2 separate regions of the Homo sapiens genome follow, and region 1 is linked to region 2. A link is an interaction called in ENCODE POLR2A ChIA-PET data of the cell type or tissue named here. Cell type or tissue: K562. All regions are shown on one strand.

Evidence for each region. ChIA-PET counts read pairs that join two places held together with the same protein. Peaks named below come from ENCODE experiments on the same cell type or tissue, not always from the same donor. Only the 100,000 strongest peaks of a DNase experiment are listed, where the experiment ranks them.
Region 1: POLR2A ChIA-PET joins it to region 2 with 8 read pairs; 12 of 35 experiments call an interaction of 5 or more read pairs at or near these places.

What each region holds. Positions count from the first base shown.
Region 1 is chr3:184,260,396-184,262,895 of GRCh38, forward strand. The region is part of intron 2 of EEF1AKMT4-ECE2 (EEF1AKMT4-ECE2 readthrough); the gene reads left to right. It overlaps CAMK2N2 (calcium/calmodulin dependent protein kinase II inhibitor 2), which reads right to left and starts at 1,158. Exons shown (of 2, transcript NM_033259.3): 1 at 722-1,158. The coding sequence starts at 890. RefSeq lists enhancers at 1-364, 2,250-2,500. In K562, no CTCF peak of the experiment used is centred here; DNase peaks (open chromatin) are centred at 146, 516, 1,036 and 1,256; H3K4me3 peaks cover 2,296 bases; H3K27me3 peaks cover 1,649 bases.
Region 2 is chr3:184,180,023-184,182,522 of GRCh38, forward strand. It overlaps AP2M1 (adaptor related protein complex 2 subunit mu 1), which reads left to right. Exons shown (of 12, transcript NM_004068.4): 4 at 147-229; 5 at 623-628; 6 at 827-962; 7 at 1,063-1,204; 8 at 1,674-1,793; 9 at 1,890-2,025; 10 at 2,129-2,226. Among named protein-coding and RNA genes, the nearest start is that of ABCF3, 4.9 kb to the right of the region's middle. In K562, no CTCF peak of the experiment used is centred here; no DNase peak of the experiment used is centred here.

The DNA.
Region 1 (2,500 bases), 80 kb after region 2:
CGCCGCCAAGCCTAGACCCCCTCCCCTCCCGATGGCGGAACGCCCCTCTTCCAAAGGCTCCAGCTATTCTCCCTCCCAGTGCGAGCCCTCCTGCCACCTGAGCCTTCCTCCCTCTGAGTTGATCAGAAACCTCTTGCTCACGGAATCCCCCTCTTCAACCCGCACTTCAACAGATCCCCCTGCTCAAATGGGGCTCAAACCGAGTATCCAGCTGGTCCAGCCCTCTCCTCAACCTGAGCCCTCTCGCCGCTGGAACCCCTCTTCCGATCCTGGCACCAACAGAGCTCCCCTCCCCATGCAAACAACCAAGACAAGCGGACCCCCGGCCTCCTGCCCTCTCTTGTTAGACGTCCCTCTCGACCCGAAGGTTCTTCGTATTGTCCACCGACTCAGTATTTGATCCCAAAGAATCAGCCCGTTACCCCGTGCTCCCACTTCCGTGCAGCCCCAAATGCCCCGACCGGCCCCTCCCCCTCGCCCGGGTGCCAGGGCTCTGCTTCCAGAGGTGGCGAGCATCGAATCCGGGGCACCGTGTTCCCGGGAGAAGGGAAGAGGGGGACACACACTGCAGCGGGGACCCCCCCCTCCAGCCCGGGCTGGAGAGCGGCTGGTGCGCTGGTCTGCGGCAAGAGCTGCGGGCACTCGGCGGGGAACGGCAGCCGGGGGGCGCCCGGCGGAGGGTTTCTGGGTCAGGCGGCGACTCCGGGCCCGGGCCGCGTACCTCGCTTGGCTCGGCCGATCTGGCCCAGCTTGGGGGGTCGCTTGGCCTGGTTGCCCGCGAAGAAGGAGTTGGTGTCCTGCAGGCGGCAGCTGAAGGAGAGGTCGGAGCCCTCGGGGTCTGCGCCGAAGCGGCCCATCTTGTCTTCGCTGTAGGGCAGGATCTCGGACATGGCGGGCGCGGGGTGGGCGCGGGGCGGGAGCGGGACTGCGGCGGGGCGCGGGCGGCGGGCTTGCTGCCGGACCGGCCCTACCTCAGCAGGGGAGCCGGCGGAAGGATGAAGTCATGCAGCATCCGGGGCTGAGGAGCCAAGCGGGGCCTCCTCCCCCGCGCCTCCGCCTCCCGGGCCGCTGGGCAGGCGGCGGCGGCGGCGGTGGCGGGGACCGGGCGGGGGCGGGGGCGGGGGGCGGGGGTGGCGGCGGCGGCGGCAAGAGCGGAATGACGATGAGCGCCCGACTGCGGCAGAGCACGGCGGGCGGGGCGCGGTGGAGGCGGGGCGGGCACTGGCCAGGGGAAAGAGGCGGGGCCGGGGGCAGGAGCGCGCCCAGCTACCCCGGGAACAGAGGCAGCTGGAGTGGGAGGTTCCCGCACTGTGGCGGGGAATGGCCAGCACGTGGGTCTTGGGGAATAGTACCAGCCAACCCGGCCGGGACCTCGCGGGGAGGGGCGGGACCGAAGGGGGGTGGGATCGAGCCTGGTACTGGAGGAGCTTGGAGGAGGGTCTGACCCCTAGGCTGGGAGAGGCGTGCAAGGGGGACTGGGAGCAGGAGGGCAAAAGCTGGCCGGGCGCGTTGGGGCGGGAAGGCGGCCGCAGGGCTGGCAATGGAAAGCGGGGAGCGGGAAATGCGCGGGGAGGAGACTCGGGTACAGGGTGACTGGGGAAGGCACGAACCCACAGCGCGGGAAGAGCTCGGGCCAGTGGGATGGTGCCCTTGCCGCTGACGCGCTCTTGTACTAGTTGCTCTGCTGGTCTTAAGTAGATCGTCAGGGTCCGTGCGCCTCTGAGTGCCGGTCTGTGTCTCTGTCTCCGCCTTTGTGTGTGTCAGTCCATCTCTAAGTGTCTGTATCTCTCTGTCTCTGTGCCCCGTATCTCTTTCGCTGTGTTATGGCCTTTGTCTATGCCTGTCCCTTAAGTGTCTGCCTTTCTCTATCTATCTCCATTCTTGACTCCTGTATCTCTGTGCCAGTGTCTCCGTCTCCTGAATCTGGGTATTTCAGTCTCTCCTAGGAGGGGTCTATAGAAACTGGGCCGACGCGCGCGCACCAGGGCAGACACCCCCAGCCCTAGTCCGGTGGCTGTAGCCCCCCGCGGCTCTGGAGTGGTGCGCTCGCAGTGTAGGAGGAATGAATGGCGGCGTCGCGGGGGGCGCCCTGGGCTGCGGGTGACGCGGGGAAGCTCGGAGCACCTGAGGACGCGGAGCGCGCCAGTGTGTGCCCCGAGGGAGTGCGGTAGAGATGGAGGGTGCCCCCCGCCCTCGTTGCTTTGGACCACGGGTGAGTTCTCGCCTCACCGATGGGAACATGCCCTCTTCTCCCCTTGCCTCCCGCCCCCACAACCCCCGCCCTGGCTGGCCGTCACCCGCGGCGTCACCTGCTTGCCAGCGCGCAGGAGCTCTGGCGCAATCACTGGCCTTGGGGAGGAGGGGGTGTCTCACATGCGGCGACAGTGACGGCAGCGCTGAAAACGGTAATGATCACCCTGTACGTTCATTCCACACTCCAGGCGAACGCGCTTTCCTTCCTTAATCTGGCCAAATTACCAAATCACACAGCTGGTGAGGC
Region 2 (2,500 bases):
AGAATAAATGCTACAAAGCTAGAAGACTTTCTTGCGGATGATCCCACATGGGCTTTGGGAGCTGTGCCGGTCAGATGTGTAGGCCCAAGTAGGGGCTGGAATGAAGAAGCTCTGTCCAGGGGCTGATGGTTCCCTTCTTTTTGCAGAGATTCTAGACTTTGGCTACCCACAGAATTCCGAGACAGGCGCGCTGAAAACCTTCATCACGCAGCAGGGCATCAAGAGTCAGGTACTTGAATTGTGCAGACTATAGTCAGGGTGGAGTCCAATCTCCCTTCATCTCAGCTGGCCCCTGAGCCTTGTCTGAGCTGACTCATGAGCCCTCCCATGACAGGAAGTGCTGGCCTGAGCCTCCTGCCATGATTGCAGGCCGATTTTGCTCTGTGTGGTCCTCCCACTGCAGGAGCAGCCAATTCAGCATCTCTATTACCAGGAATACAGCTCAAGCAGTTTCCTTTTGCACTGAGGGGTGGGGGAGGAGGCCTGGTCTTGAGGCCTGGTATTCCTCAGGAGGAGCGAGCTTGGGCCCTCTCCTCTAGGATCCAAGCCTCATAGCTTTCTCCTCCTTTTCTGCCTCCCTTGCTGCTTCATGTGGGCACCTCGTTGGCCCTGCGGCCTCCAGCATCAGGTAAGCTCTTCCCTCAGCTTCCACCCTTGCAGCTTTGCTTTGTTTCTCCAGGCCCTGCCCTTTGGGGCTTATAGGGGAAAATGGATTACAGGTGGGGACTAGAAGGGATGGGGAATGAGGGTGGAGTGGGGATAGAGACAGGATGATTAAAGGGACAGAGGAGTGAGGCCATTGCTGTTTGTTTCTGCCCTCATGTAGACAAAAGAAGAGCAGTCACAGATCACCAGCCAGGTAACTGGGCAGATTGGCTGGCGGCGAGAGGGTATCAAGTATCGTCGGAATGAGCTCTTCCTGGATGTGCTGGAGAGTGTGAACCTGCTCATGTCCCCACAAGGTGAGGTCCCTCTCACGACAAAGTTGGAGGGGGCCCAGGGCAGGATCCTGGGCCTGCCTGCCTGACTCCGCTGCTCCCCATTTATCTGTTCCATCACCAGGGCAGGTGCTGAGTGCCCATGTGTCGGGCCGGGTGGTGATGAAGAGCTACCTGAGTGGCATGCCTGAATGCAAGTTTGGGATGAATGACAAGATTGTTATTGAAAAGCAGGGCAAAGGCACAGCTGATGAAACAAGCAAGAGGTGCCTGAGGCAGGAGAGCTGGTGGGAGAGGGTGTCCCTTGGAGGGCTCAGTGGGGTCTAGTGAACCACAAGTTTCTTCTGGATTTCATTCCCACTGTAATTGCAAACTCTGTTCCTGACGGTAAGCCTGGCTGTTCGCTCTTGACATTAGTGCTACGAGAGATGAGGGGATCGTCCTCAGAGAGCAAGCCCCTTTGTTTGGTCCCTAGGACCAAGGCCTTTTCTGTACATACTGACAGCCTCTGCCCAGTGTGCCTGAAACACCCAGGTCCCTAGCAGAAGGAGCCCCAAGAGATGAGCTTGCAAGGCTTCCCTCTCATCCCAAGCTCTGGGGCAGACCTCCGAGTCACAAAGCTGCATTCTAGCAGCTTTTCATAGTCTCTGGTGCCAGCCTGGGGTGGAGTGGTCTCCCAGCATGACAGCTGTCATTCTCCTGTACCAATGAGACCTCTTCTGCCCCTGCTTGCAGCGGGAAGCAATCAATTGCCATTGATGACTGCACCTTCCACCAGTGTGTGCGACTCAGCAAGTTTGACTCTGAACGCAGCATCAGCTTTATCCCGCCAGATGGAGAGTTTGAGCTTATGAGGTGCCATTGGGGTGTGAGGAGGCAGCTAGTGCTGCTGGCAGACTGGGGAGAGGAAGTGGGTCAGCTCTTTGGTAACCTTGCTTCCCATCCCTTAAGGTATCGCACAACCAAGGACATCATCCTTCCCTTCCGGGTGATCCCGCTAGTGCGAGAAGTGGGACGCACCAAACTGGAGGTCAAGGTGGTCATCAAGTCCAACTTTAAACCCTCACTGCTGGCTCAGAAGATCGAGGTGAGGACAGGGGGCTCAAGGAGGAGGAAGAACTTGTCCCTAGGAATAAAGGTAGCTGATGTCACAGCTTGACAGAGCTCCCTGACAGGTGTGTCACTTCTAGGTGAGGATCCCAACCCCACTGAACACAAGCGGGGTGCAGGTGATCTGCATGAAGGGGAAGGCCAAGTACAAGGCCAGCGAGAATGCCATCGTGTGGAAGTGAGTCTTTCCTTCATTAGGCCACAGCAGGGCTCAAGATCCCAGTATACCCTCTTGTTTTCAGCTTTGATCCTTCTGAATGAGGGGCAGGGGAGTGTGCCTGTTTGCTTTTCTAGGAGCCTCTGCTTGTACTGTCAGTCTTTATACCTCCATGTGAGTATGTACACGCCTGCATTTGGGTTCATGCACGTGCTTATTTTTTAAGATGCTTTGGCATTTCCCTTTGTAATGTATACATTACAAAGGGAATACATTGCCTTTGTAATGTATCTGT